Linked DNA regions of Homo sapiens: regions 1, 2, 3 and 5 are each linked to region 4. A link is a contact called in ENCODE Hi-C or POLR2A ChIA-PET data. All regions are on one chromosome and are shown on one strand. The core of a region is the stretch at or near the end of the contact, and the rest is flanking DNA. Distances in the headings are between cores, read along the strand shown. Region 1 holds the start of CEP55 (centrosomal protein 55). Region 2 overlaps CPEB3 (cytoplasmic polyadenylation element binding protein 3). Region 3 overlaps CPEB3 (cytoplasmic polyadenylation element binding protein 3). Region 4 has its middle 52 kb from the start of HHEX. Region 5 overlaps CPEB3 (cytoplasmic polyadenylation element binding protein 3).

Region 1 (2,700 bases), core at 134-2,633, 750 kb after region 4:
AGTTTTAAAATTAGAGACAGGGATTGGGTGGGGTGAGAGTGGATCTCTCTGTGTTGCCCAGGCTGGTCTCCAACTCCTGACCTCAAGCAATCCTCGCTCCCCGTCCTCACGTAGTGGTGGGATTACAGGAATTAGCCATTCCACCTGGCCGGATTTCCTCATTTAATCCTTATAACCGAGCTGTGAAGTAAATATTATTATTTGCATCATTTTACACATCGGGAAACCGAGGCTCAAATAGGTTAAATAAATTTATCCAAGGAGACACATCTAGTCAGGGCAGTAAGGAATTAAATCTAGAAAGTCCTAATCTAGAGTTTATAACCTTTGTACAATATTGTGTACCTAGGATGTTTTGCTACTGTGTATCTACTGTTTTAAATCTCCAGCGAGTTTATGCTGGGTCTAGGAGAGAAAGGGAGGCCCTGCTAAACATTTCATGTGCTTCTTCTCTCAGCAGTAACGTTCTCAAAGCGGCTAATCAAGAGCTAGAATCGATCAATAGATAGATATCAGGCTGGAGGGTAGCAGTCTGGTCTGAAAGCCGGTCCGCTAGCATTCATAATCTCAGCGTTCAACCTGGGCGTGCCTCTCATCTCTCCCGTTAACACTCCCTGCTGTGCTGCTGATTTTTGGCAGTAATCCCAGCACTTTAGGAGGCCGAGGTGGAAGGATCACTTGAAGGCAGGAGTTCGTGATCAGAGTGGGAAACAAAGTGAGACCACCCCCCCCCCCCCCCACTCCGCTGTCTGTATAAAATTTTTTAATAAAAAATTAGCCGGGCGTGGTGGCGTGCGCCTGTAGTCTCAGCTACTCGGCAGGCTGAGGCAAGACGATCGCTTGAACCCGGGAGACTGAGGTTGCAGTGAGCTATGATTGCACCACTCCACTCCAGCCTGGGCGACAGAGTGAGACCCGAGGGGATGACAAGGGGGCTGTGCTCCTTTGTGAAATCCCGTTGTCCCAGGGCAGGAGGGGCCGCACTTCACACAGGGAGAATCTATGCTCAAGAGCGCAGAACTAGTTCGTCTCGGTCCATCGTCACTGGTTTTATCCCATTAAAAATAGTAATTTGCTTTCTCCTAAAAGCGTATAAACACAAAACCAGCCCCTGACTGCGAGACACCAAGCTTGTTTAGGTCTAAGCCCGCAGAGAACCCCCGATCCCAGAATTAGCTGGCGGGCCCGGGAGGAAGTGTTCCCGCCCTCTGTCCCGCCCCGCGGCCCCAGCCACTTCTCGGCCCGCCCTCAGGTTTACTCTCCGCCCTTCAAAGGCGGCAGCCAATCGGGGAGCCGCGTCCCCGCCGCGCGCGCGCTGCTCCTCCTTCTTGCGGGCCGCGCCCTGCCGGCAGTGACGTGCCCCGCCCTGCAGCCGCGGGATTCAAACTCCCGGAAGCGGCATCCACACCTGATGGTGTGACTCGGCCGACGCGAGCGCCGCGCTTCGCTTCAGCTGCTAGCTGGCCCAAGGGAGGCGACCGCGGAGGGTGGCGAGGGGCGGCCAGGACCCGCAGCCCCGGGGCCGGGCCGGTCCGGACCGCCAGGGAGGGCAGGTCAGTGGGCAGATCGCGTCCGCGGGATTCAATCTCTGCCCGCTCTGATAACAGTCCTTTTCCCTGGCGCTCACTTCGTGCCTGGCACCCGGCTGGGCGCCTCAAGACCGTTGTCTCTTCGATCGCTTCTTTGGACTTGGCGGTGGGTATCATCTCCTTACAGATAGGCGCAGAGAGGCCAAGTGACTTGCCCAAGGTCTTTTGTTAGGACGGCTTTTTCCGATTGGCAGGCACTTTCGTTGTGTGTTCCTCAAACATCTTTATTTTAGAAGTGAGAAAACTTGTGCCTTTTTTTGCAGTTTCTCTTTTCCTGTCTGTCTCCTCAAGTGAGATTTTATGTGGGAATTTTTAAAGATTGGCGTCGCCTTGTAGAAGATGCGGCTTGTAATTGAGGCCTTGTACCATTTACTGGATGGAAGCGCTTGTTTGGTCACCTGTCCAGCATGACTTAGGTCACTTCAGCTAATCAACCAATCATTTCTTTTCTTTTTTCTTTTTTTTTGAGATGGAGTCTCGCTCTGTCACCAAGGCTGGAGTGCAATGGCACGATCTTGGCTCACTGCAACCTCTGCCTCCTGGGTTCAAGCGATTCTCCTTCCTCAGCCTCCTGAATAGCTGGGACTACAGGCGTGCGCCACCACGCCCGGTTAATTTTTGTATTTTTAGTAGAGACAGGGTTTCGCCATGTTGGGCAGGCTGGTCTCGAACTCCTGACCTCAGATGATCCACCTGCCTCGGCCTTCCAGAGTGCTGGGATTACAGGCGTGAGCCACCGCGCCCGGCCCCAATCAACCAATCATATCTGAGGGCTTGCTGTTAGGCTCTGTGGGTAACAACAACAACAACAAAAATCAAAGTGCAGTCCTTGAAAAAATAGTTGAACAATTGAAAAAATAAAAGGTTAGCAGGAAGTGTAATTGGGTACTAGATTGTGTAGGGGTGGGGGTGGGGCAGCTATATCGTTTGTTAAGAGTTCACAGAGGGAAGGCATGCTGAGGAAGGTTTGAACTGGGGGAACCCTGTGGATGACTGGAATAGGAAATACAGGGAAAGGTGGCCGGGCGCGGTGGTTCACGCCTGTAATCCCAGCACTTTGGGAGGCCGAGGCGGGCAGATCACTTGAGGTCAGGAGTTCGAGACTAGCCTG
Region 2 (2,738 bases), core at 207-2,706, 640 kb before region 4:
ATTAAGCCACTGCACTCCAGCCTGGGCGACAGAACCAGCCCTTGTCTCAGGAAAACATTTTTGTTGTATCTAATTTAATTACAGGATAAGAGAAAACACAATTTTTTGTTTTTGTTTTCCCCCCTTGCCACAGGGAGAAAACATATTTGTTTCCCCCCAGCAGCAAGGAGAAAACATAGGTTTTTTTTTGTTTGTTTGTTTTTTGAGACAGAGTTTCACTCTTGTTGCCCAGGCTGGAGTGCAATGGCACGATCTCTGCTCACTGCAACCTCTGCCTCCCAGGTTCAAGTGATTCTCGTGCCTCAGTCTCTCAAGTAGCTGAGATTACCGGCATGCGCCACCACGCCCCACTAATTTTTTTGTATTTTTAGTAGAGACTGGGTTTCTCCATGTTGGTCAGGCTGGTCTCGAACTCCTGACCTCAGGTGATCCGCCCACCTCAGCCTCACAAAGTGCTGGGATTACAGGCATGAGCCACCACGCCCAGCCAATAAGAATGGTTTTTGTTTTTTTGTTTTGTTTTGAGACAGAGTCTCGCTCTGTAGCCCAGGCTAGAGTGCAGTGGCACGATCTCGGCTCACTGCAAGCTTCGCCTCCCGGGTTCACACCATTCTCCTGCCTCAGCCTCCCAAGTAGCTGGGACTACAGGTGCCCGCCACCACGCCCAGCTAATTTTTTGTATTTTTAGTAGAGAAGGGGTTTCTCCCTGTTAGCCAGGATGGTCTCGATCTCCTAACCTCGTGATCCACCCGCCTCGGCTTCCCAAAGTGCTGGGATTACAGGCGTGAGCCACCGTGCCCGGCCAAGAACAGTTTTTAACACAAACCTCAAGACTTCAAATTTCTCAACATAACCACATATCCCTACAGCTAGAGTTCTCTCAGTTACAATTTAGTATTTAGATATTCATCTACCTATACATATCGTCAAGCTCATTTTTAACATCTCACTCTGTATGGTCCCTTCTTTAGGTTACAACACCCATCACATGAACATCCTACTGCATAGGATTTCATTTTCATCTGTTCATCTCAAGGCAGTTCCAAATGGCAAACCATTCGGTGTCAACAGTGCAATCAGGTGGCCAGCTCGGGAAACCATCTGACCAAAGACCCCCTCAAAGCCGTATGTTCTTTTTCCCAAAAAGGACCTGGTTCAGAGCTCAGCTACTTCCCCCATACTCTGATTTCTTTTTTCCTTTTCCTCTTTTCAGTACCGTTCAAACTCAAGCTCTTTAGGAAAAAAGTCTCCATTTTTCTCTCCCCAATCCTACAATCCTTTTAGTCTACATAAATTGGAAAAACAATACTGCAGAACCATCAGGACTGCTCTCCCCAACAAGAAGCAGCACCCCAGCTCATCCTAATAGCCAGGATGAGTCAGCTAAACCTAGGTCTGCTGACATACAGCTGCAACAGCTCAGTTGTAGTGGTGATGAACTCAGACCCACCCCAGCTGTCAGCAATTCTATTTTAAGCATCACAGACTTCACAAAATGACTGGATTGCCCCAGCAATATCAGAAATAAACTAGTTTGTGGCCGGGTGTGATGGCTCACACCTGTAATCCCAGCACTTTGGGAGGCCAAGGCAGGCAGATCACTTGAGGTCAGGAGTTCGAGACCAGCCTGGCCAACTTGGTGAAACCCCCATCTCTACTAAAAATACAAAAATTAGCTGGGCGTGGTGGTATGTGCCTGAAATCCCAGCTACTTAGGATGCTGAGGCAGGAGAATCGCTTGAACCTGGAAGGCAGAGGTTGCAGTGAGCCGAGATTATGCCACTGCATTCCAGCCTGGGTGACAGAGAGAGACTCTGTCTCAATAAATAAACAAACAAACTAGTTTGTGGTTTGTGAGGCATCTTTATCTCTTCCATGGCATAAGGAGTTGGTTTATTATTAATCACCAAAACTAAGAGCCACAACAATAATTGTGGTTTAGACTCTTTACAGCACACTGATATTGGCATCTCATTTCAACGTAATTTTGACCACATAGCTCCCTAACAAATAGGTCAGCCAGTTTCAGGAGTTTAGATGCTATCTATTATTCTCAAGTGCTGAAGAGGAAGAGATGCCTTCCCTGCATCTTCTGGGGGTAGTGGAGAGAAAGGAGTCTTTAGCCTTAGTAAGACTATATCCTGGGTAGCTCTGGGGGCTTCAGTCAGACCTCCGTCAGGCCTCAAGGCAAAAAGCTGTAACTCTCACATTCAGACTATTCCTCCCATTCCCTAGATACAAGTAGTCTCCAAGTAGAAATAGAAAATCTTCATCAAAATAGCCAGGATTCTTCCTAGACAGGGAGCCAAAAGTAACCCTAGGAAATTCTTTCACATCCTCCTTGGATGCTCCAAGTCCACCCTCAGGTTTAGGAAACAGTCCAGGTACAAAAAGGAAACTCCTGCCCCCATCACCAGGCTGCAGAGCCTATTATCTGATGCAAGGAAGCTACAGGCTTTACAACTCCTTTGGGAACTTCAGTTACTGATGAACAATTCGAACAATTCGGTATACTGTTTCATAAGGGCACTCAGTGCAGAAATACAGCATGCATAAACTGCCCCATGAAAATGGTTATGTATATCTTTGCACTATATTTGATTTAATAAAGCCATTATCAATTAAATATTATGCTCAGAAGACTCAAGTCAACACCTCTCTAAAGGCTTTTCTGACTGCCTCAGAAACATCTGCGTACTCTGCCCTTTGAGCGCTCTCCCCGTCACAACTACTCCCTC
Region 3 (2,700 bases), core at 157-2,656, 600 kb before region 4:
ATCTGACAAAGGGCTAATATCCAGAATCTACAATGAACTCAAACAAATTTACAAGAAAAAAACAAACAACCCCATCAAAAAGTGGGCGAAGGACATGAACAGACACTTCTCAAAAGAAGACATTTATGCAGCCAAAAAACACATGAAAAAATGCTCACCATCACTGGCCATCAGAGAAATGCAAATCAAAACCACAATGAGATACCATCTCACACCAGTTAGAATGGCAATCATTAAAAAGTCAGGAAACAACAGGTGCTGGAGAGGATGTGGAGAAATAGGAACACTTTTACACTGTTGGTGGGACTGTAAACTAGTTCAACCATTGTGGAAGTCAGTGTGGCGATTCCTCAGGGATCTAGAACTAGAAATACCATTTGACCCAGCCATCCCATTACTGGGTATATACCCAAAGGACTATAAATCATGCTGCTATAAAGACACATGCACACGTATGTTTATTGCGGCACTATTCACAATAGCAAAGACTTGGAACCAACCCAAATGTCCGACAATGATAGACTGGATTAAGAAAATGTGGCACATATACACCATGGAATACTATGCAGCCATAAAAAAGGATGAGTTCATGTCCTTTGTAGGGACATGGATGAAATTGGAAATCATCATTCTCAGCAAACTATCACAAGGACAAAAAACCAAACACTGCATGTTCTCACTCATAGGTGGGAATTGAACAATGAGAACACATGGACACAGGAAGGGGAACATCACACTCTGGGGACTGTTGTGGGGTGGGGGGATGGGGGAGGGATAGCATTAGGAGATATACCTATTGCTAAATGATGAGTTAATGGGTGCAGCACACCAGCATGGCACATGTATACATATGTAACTAACCTGCACATTGTGCACATGTACCCTAAAACTTAAAGTATAATAATAATAAAAAATAATAATAATAGTTATTGAAATAAAAATAATAACTGGAATTATTCATATGGTTATAATAAATAATTGATAAGAAAACATACCAAAAAAAAAAAGGCCGGGCATGGTGGCTCACGCCTGTAATCCCAGCACTTTGGGAGGCCAAGGCAGGCGGATCACGAGGTCAGGAGAGCGAGACCATCCTGGCTAACACGGTGAAACCCTGTCTCTACTAAAAATACAAAAAATGAGCCGGGCGTGGCGGCAGGAGCCTGTAGTCCCAGCTACTCGGGAGGCTGAGGCAGGAGAATGGCGTGAATCCAGGAGGCGGAGCTTGCAGTGAGCCGAGATCACGCCACTGCACTCCAGCCTGGGCGACAGAGTGAGACTCCGTCTCAAAAAAAAAAACAAATAAAAACAAAAAAAAAAAAAACAAAGAACAAGCAACAGCCCTCTATATTAACTTATTTTTGTGGGTTATGAAGAGAGTGAGAATTGGAGAAGTACAACTGACAATGAAACCTAACAAACCGGACATAAAAGGAAGCCACTTGCCTTCCTCAGGTTAAGCTATAATTTGATTCATTTATGAGGCACAGGAAGGACAAGTATTTTCACTTCATCTTTTTGTGCTGAGTAATATTACACAATAATACGTATCAAAAAGCCATTTTTCTGAAATGAAATGTATCCTTGAAGCATATCTACAGAATGTAACACAAACAAAACCTTTAACCCAAAACATTCTTCTATATAAATCTAGGAACACACCCAAATGAATATCACCAGTAAAGTTCCCTAGATTCTGCAGAAATGACAAACTATGAACAAAGCAATATATTTTCATGCACTCATAAATTATCAAATGAGCCTCCCCAAAAATCAGGGAAGCAAGGTCATATGGAGTGTCTTTTGCTAGTTTGCCCTCTGCTCCCAAACAGGCTAAGTCACTTAATATACAGATGTGGATAAAGATAATTTTGTACAATGCCATTCTTTAGCCACTAGGTTTCCCAGGTTTGGGGTTTACAAGATCTATAAAACCACAGGGCTATGGAATACAAATAAAATCTGACCCTAAATAATCTTTTCCTTTACCATTGCTGACATTCCTCAAAACCCTAGATCTTTCCTTTCAAAATAATGAAAATTAGCAGGAGGCTCATCCACAACAGACTTCCAGGGTCTCACTGTCAATAAAATCGGTGCCATGAAACAATCAGTGTGCTTCAGGGGAAGAGTCTCTAAGTGGAAACATAATACACAAAAGGATGATCAACATTAAAATGTTTTCCTAATTGGGGGAAAAAATTCAACAGCTATTTCAAGAGTTAAAAGGCTGCCTTTTATTGAACTGTCATGCTATCTCTCCAACAGGCAAGCAGTGGAAACATTTTAAGAGCATTACCTTTAGGAGGAAAATAAGACTTGCTTTCAGCTTTGTGAGGCCAGTCTACTACGAGAGGTCCAAACCTGCGAAAGCTGGCAGTGATCTCATCTACAAAACAAAGAAAGAATCTTAGCAAAAGAGAAAAAAATATTGCAATCAGAAAACCAGAAGAGCACAAAACATGTCTTTTTAGTTTAAAAAAATGTTTTGAGGGTTGTTTTCTATAGCATCTTTACGGAAGTGAAACCTACTAAGTGAAATACCATTGCTTGGGTGTACATTTGGTTATTCACTTTTAATCATGCAAAGTGTGTTTCTAACTATAATTCATTTCCTTTCACTGCCAATAAACTTGACATAAAGAATTTGGAAGAAAAGTATCTCATATTAAACTAAGGTGACTTCTATGTCAAATAGAA
Region 4 (2,700 bases), core at 199-2,698:
AGCTGATCTACTTGTTTGTGGCAGTAGAGCGGCAGATACCCTGGTTGGCCTCCAGGTCTCCAATCTCTCCTTGTTCCTCACTAACAGGGCTCCAGCTGGGCTTAGGGCAGCAGGTTGCCCATGGAAGATCACATACCTCCCCAGAGCCCCTTGAAGCTGAAGTGTCTACAACCCAAGTCTGGCCAAAAAATATCCGTAGAAGCTTCCTCTGTGGGGCTTTCAGGAAAGCCCTATTGTTTTCCTGAGAAAAAGGGACAAGTCCAATCAGTACACATGTTTTGCCCTTGACCCCTCCCCTTCTTTCTGTGTAGAGTATGAACACCATGCTGGAGGGGCAGCAGCCCAGCTTTCCATTGTGAGGAAGAAAGTCAGGCATTAAGAGTAGCGGAGAAAAGTTACAAGGAGGCTGGGACCTTGTTTTCTGTAAGCAGCTGCCTCAGCCCTACCTCAAGACTTCTATAATGTGAGAAAAAGAGAAAAAACCCTATTTGGTGAAGCACTATGTTCAGTGACTTGCAGCTAAGTAAAATTTTAACTGATGCAGGCCGGGCGCAGTGGCTCACACCTGTAATCCCAGCATTTTGGGAGGCTGAGGCAGGTGGATGACTTGAGGTCAGGAGTTCAAGATCAGCCTGGCCAACATGGTGAAACCCTGTCTCTACTAAAAATACAAAAAATTAGCTGGCATTGTGGCAGGCACCTGTAATCCCAGCTACTTGGGAGGCTGAGGCAGGAGAATCGCTTGAACCCAGGAGGCAGAGGTTGCAGTGAGCCGAGATTGCACCACTGCACTCCAGCCTGGGTGACAGAGTGAAACTCCATCTCAAAAGAAAGAAAGAAAGAAAGAGAGAGAAAGAAAGAAAGAAGGAAAGAAAGAAAGAATCAATCCCTATCTCTACTAAAAATATGAAATTAGCTGGGTATGGTGGCACGTGCCTGTAATCCCAGCTACTCAGGGGGCTGAGACAGGAGAATCGCTTGAACCCGGGAGGTGAAGGCTACAGTGAGTCAACATTGCACCACTGCACTCCAGCCTGGGTGAGACAGAGTGAGACTCTGTCTCAAATTTTTTTTTTTTTTTTTTACTGATGCAACTAGAAAATAGAGGAAAATGTGAAAATTATAAGCCTCCGGAAAAACTTGACATATCTTGACAATATTGGCAGCCAAATGTAGCTGGTCATTAATATAATTTTCTATATCTATGTGCTGAAACAAAATAGCCACATCTACCTTCAAATAATTACACAAATCTATAATTATGGAACAATCTAAATACAATAAAAGAAAATACAGAGAACAATGAGGATATGTAATTGAGTGACCAGATCTGGTCAGGGAGGCTTCTCTGAGGAGCTGAGATCTGTTCTGAGACTAGAAGGATGAACAGGAGTTTATTAGGCAAAGGTGGTGGCCAGAGTGAGAAGCAGCAGCATGCATGAAGGCCCCAGGGCTGTAGAGAGCACAGTGCTTTTGAGGAACTGAAAGTAGTGCCCTGTGACTGAAATATTGAGAGTAAAAAAGAAAGTAGCACAAAATTAGGCTGGAGACATAAACAGGGGCCAGATGATGCTGGGCCCTGTGGTCAGTTTATATTAAGGATTTGGGTCTTTATCCTAGATCAATGGGAAGTCACAGAAGATTCTAAACCTGTAGCGTGACTTGGCCAGATTTGAGTTTAACAAAACAAGTGACATTCAAATCATATGAACTAGGACTGGAGATGTGAGGCTGCAGGTGACGTGGGGAGCCTATTTTGATACCAGCAGAGGATGTGGGCAAGGTGAGAGATGAGGACAGCTTGGATTAAGGGGTGTAGTGGAGGTGGAGAAAAGTTATGGGATTTGAATACCATTTAAAATGTAAAACTTACAGGGCCTGGTGATGGAGTAGACATAGATGTTGCTGGGTGGAGGAGTTCCAAGAGGACTCCTCGATTCTGGCTTGCAAAACTGGATGTCCAGTAGGGGATGGGGGTGGCATTTACCAAGAAAGGAAACCTGGAGGAGGCCTGAGTTGGGTGGGGGGCATCACGGTGAGTTCCCACTGAACACACCGAGCACGAGGAGCCTGGAGACACCCACGGGGCTATGGGAGTAGGTGGTGTGAGTAGGATCTGGTGCTTAGCCGAGAGGTCTGGGCTGGAAGCATCAGCATTTAGATGGAGTGGATGAAGTCATAAATCATGAGATCATTTAAGGAGAGAAGAGAGTGAACAGAGAAGCGGGCTTAGGACCAAGCTGATACCAAGATGAATAACCTTGTTTTCACCCTCAAGAAGCTTATGGCTGTGTAGAGGTGATGAGCTATGCACATATGTAATTACAGTATAGTCAGAAAAGGACTTACACTCTACCAATACCATAAACGATGCATTCGGAGGAGGAAAACATTATACCAGCTGAAGGGATTAGCAACAACTTCATGGAGACACATTTAAGACCATCTTTTTTTTTGGTGGGGGTGGGGCAGGGTCTCACTCTATCGCCCAGGCTGCAGTACAGTGGCATGATCATGGCTCACTGCAATCTTGAGCTCCTAGGCTCAAGAAATCTTCCTGCCTCAGCCTCCCAGGTAGCTAGGACTACAGGTGCGTGCCACCAAACCGGGAAAATTGTAGAGATAGGGTCTTGAACTCCTGACTCAGGTGATCCTCTTGCCTTGGCCTCCCAAAGTGCTGGGGTTACAGGCATGAGCAAC
Region 5 (2,700 bases), core at 22-2,521, 530 kb before region 4:
CAGCACACTGTAAGCACTCAAATTTCAATAGAATTGAATAAGTTATTTAATCTCCCTGTGTATGAGTTTCCTCATTTGAGAAATGTGGATAACAATAATGCCTACCTCACCTGGATGCTATAAAGATACAAATGAAGGTGGTCATCAACTATGGTATGGAAGCAGAAGGGACCTCAATTCTGTCTTCATGAAGGAGTAATAATGAACCAAAGTAAAATCAGGCATGATTTACAGGCAGCAAACTATGAAACTGTGAAAAAGGAAAGTGGCAAATATATTCCATTCAACTAAGTGGAACTGAATGTGTATAAAAAATTAATAGCAATTATTTTGAAATAATGCAGGATAGGAAAGTTGCTGGAAACCAAAAGAAAGGAAGAAAAATATAAACATACACGCACACATACACACTTTAAGGGGTAATACATAAACTATTGAACAATCTGTAGTCTCTTGGAAAAACTGAGGGTATAATTCAATTCCAATGGATATATGATGACTTTAACAACTACTCTTCATTTGAATAATGTTATAATTGTGTTGATAACATCTATACTAAATAAAAACAATTTCATTTAAAGCTATAAATATGGCCAGGCGTGGTGGCTCATGCCTGTAATCCCAGCACTTTGGGAGGCCAAGGCGGGCGGATTACTTGAGGTCAGGAGTTCGAGACCAGCCTGGCCAAGATGATGAAACCCAGTCTGTATAAAAATACAAAAATTAGCCAGGCGTGGTGGCACATGCCTGTAATCCCACTACTCAGGAGGCTGAGGCAGGAGAATCGCTTGAGCCTGGTACATATATAAATACAGGCAGAGGTTGCAGTGAGCTGAGATCACATCACTGCACTCCAGCCTGGGCAACAGAGTGAGACTCCATCTCAAAAAATAAATCAATAAATAAAAGCTATAAACATGAAAGCTCAAAGAAAATACCATGAAATATCTTATAAGTGAGAATATATGTAAAATGCTTTTGTCAGCTATAAAGAAAGCACCACATAAAATAAAAACTGGTGGAACAATATAAGCATTCAGCCACTTTTAGACAATTTTTGTTTAGAAAATTTGATGAAACAATACCTACTGGAAGTGAAGGCTTAGTCTGGTAGATAATTTATCAAGTATCCAAGAAAACTCTTACATTGTCTTTGTAAATTATAGATTATATCTCTGTATATGTGTATTAATAATGGCATGCTAATGGAAGATCACAGATTTATGCATGAAAGTGAGAAATGAAACAGAAACCACATAGAAACAGAAACTATGACTCAGAACAGATAAACTGTGCCAAATCATGACACGGAACACAAACTATCTAAGCTCAAATTGTTTTAAACAACAGCTCATTCAAACATATATCATAATTTTTTTTTTTTTTTTTTGAGACAGAGTCTCGCTCTGTTGCCCAGGCTGGCGTGCAGTGGCGCGATCTTGGCTCACTGCAACCTCTGCCTCTCAGGTTCAAGCAATTCTCCTGCCTCAGCCTCCCAAGTAGCTGGGATTACAGGAGCCCGCCACCACACCAGGTTAATTTTTTTGTGTGTATTTTTAGTAGAGACCGGGTTTCACTATGTTGGCTAGGCTGGTTTTGAACTCCTGACCTCAAGTGATCCGCCCACCTCAGCCTCCCAAAGTGCTAGAATTATGGGCATGAGCCACTGCGCCCAGCTCAAACATATATGTTCTAAGATCATATATCTTTTTCTTTTTTTGAGACGGAGTTTCACTTTGTTGCCCAGGCTGGAGTGCAGTGGTGCCATCTCGACTCACTGCAACCTCCACCTCCAGGGTTCAAGCAATTCTCCTGCCTCAGCCTTCCAAGAAGCTGGGATTACAGGCACCCGCCACCACTCCTGGTTAATTTTTTATTTTTATTTTTTGTACTTTTAGTAGAGACGGGGTTTCACTATGTTGGCCAGGCTGGTTTTGAACTCCTGACCTCAAGTGATGTGCTCACCTTGGCCTCCCAAAGTGCCAGGATTATAGGCAGGAGCCACCGTGCCCAGCTCCAACATATATGTTTTAAGACAATAAATTCTTTTTTTTTTTTTTTTTTGAGATGGAGTTTCACTCTTGTTGCCCAGGCAACAAGACAGTGGTACAACAAGACAGTGTACAACAAGACAGTTGTACAGTGGTGCAACTTCAGCTCACTGCAACCTCCACTTCCCAGGTTCAACCAATTCTCCTGCCTCAGCCTCCCAAGTAGCTGGGATTACAGGCACTCACCACTGCCCAGCTAATTTTTGTGTTTTTAATAGAGATGGGGTTTCACCATGTTGGCCAGGCTGGTCTCAAACTCCTGACCTCAGGTGATCCACTCACCTCGGTCTCCCAAAGTGCTGGGATTACAGGTGTGAGCCACTTTGCCCAGCCTAAAACAATATATCCTCATTGTCCAATATAGTAGCCACTAACCACATGTGGCTATTGAGCACTTGAAATGTCGCTAGAATAAACTGAGATGTGCTGTATTTGTAAAGTACCCACCGGATTTCAAAGACTTAGTACAAAAAAAAGTAAAACATCTCATTAATAATTTTTGTATTGATCATGTGTTGAAATAACATTTCACATATAGAGGTTAAATAAAATATATTAGTAAAATTAATTTCAGCCAAGCATGGTGGCTCACACCTATAATCCCAGCACTTTGGGAGGCCAAGGTGAGATGATCACTTAAAGCCAGAAG

Evidence for each region. A loop is a pair of places that touch in the nucleus more often than their neighbours do. ChIA-PET counts read pairs that join two places held with the same protein, here RNA polymerase II (POLR2A). Pooled maps may share reads with other maps.
Region 1: a pooled map shows a loop between it and region 4 (4-fold over the local background). The contact joins the promoter of CEP55 here to the enhancer-like site in region 4. A Hi-C loop is called at or near these places in 3 of 37 single-sample maps with no recorded cell type and 6 of 50 pooled maps. POLR2A ChIA-PET finds 5 or more read pairs at or near these places in 2 of 52 experiments (GM12878 and activated CD4-positive, alpha-beta T cell).
Region 2: a loop to region 4 is called in a map with no recorded cell type, with 22 times the contacts of the local background. The contact joins two enhancer-like sites. A Hi-C loop is called at or near these places in 9 of 37 single-sample maps with no recorded cell type and 5 of 50 pooled maps.
Region 3: a loop to region 4 is called in a map with no recorded cell type, with 12 times the contacts of the local background. The contact joins two enhancer-like sites. A Hi-C loop is called at or near these places in 27 of 37 single-sample maps with no recorded cell type and 5 of 50 pooled maps. POLR2A ChIA-PET finds 5 or more read pairs at or near these places in 1 of 52 experiments (activated T-cell).
Region 5: a map with no recorded cell type shows a loop between it and region 4 (17-fold over the local background). The contact joins two enhancer-like sites. A Hi-C loop is called at or near these places in 9 of 37 single-sample maps with no recorded cell type and 5 of 50 pooled maps.

Annotation. Positions count from the first base shown.
Region 1 is chr10:93,495,229-93,497,928 of GRCh38, forward strand. It overlaps CEP55 (centrosomal protein 55), which reads left to right and starts at 1,384. Exons shown (of 9, transcript NM_018131.5): 1 at 1,384-1,695. RefSeq lists a silencer at 1,203-1,712.
Region 2 is chr10:92,100,087-92,102,824 of GRCh38, forward strand. All of the region lies in intron 7 of CPEB3 (cytoplasmic polyadenylation element binding protein 3), which reads right to left. Among named protein-coding and RNA genes, the nearest start is that of BTAF1, 180 kb to the left of the region's middle. RefSeq lists an enhancer at 1,315-1,614. Within about 2 kb of position 1,457, at least 9 of the 41 ENCODE cell types and tissues checked have a DNase peak (open chromatin) inside an H3K27ac peak, as active enhancers do.
Region 3 is chr10:92,140,730-92,143,429 of GRCh38, forward strand. CPEB3 (cytoplasmic polyadenylation element binding protein 3) reads right to left here. Exons shown (of 10, transcript NM_014912.5): 6 at 2,300-2,389. Among named protein-coding and RNA genes, the nearest start is that of CPEB3, 150 kb to the right of the region's middle. Within about 2 kb of position 1,407, at least 7 of the 41 ENCODE cell types and tissues checked have a DNase peak (open chromatin) inside an H3K27ac peak, as active enhancers do.
Region 4 is chr10:92,740,948-92,743,647 of GRCh38, forward strand. No RefSeq gene overlaps it. Among named protein-coding and RNA genes, the nearest start is that of HHEX, 52 kb to the left of the region's middle. RefSeq lists an enhancer at 1,521-1,860. Within about 2 kb of position 1,449, at least 4 of the 41 ENCODE cell types and tissues checked have a DNase peak (open chromatin) inside an H3K27ac peak, as active enhancers do.
Region 5 is chr10:92,210,165-92,212,864 of GRCh38, forward strand. The region is part of intron 2 of CPEB3 (cytoplasmic polyadenylation element binding protein 3); the gene reads right to left. Among named protein-coding and RNA genes, the nearest start is that of CPEB3, 80 kb to the right of the region's middle. RefSeq lists an enhancer at 1,168-1,337. Within about 2 kb of position 1,272, at least 7 of the 41 ENCODE cell types and tissues checked have a DNase peak (open chromatin) inside an H3K27ac peak, as active enhancers do.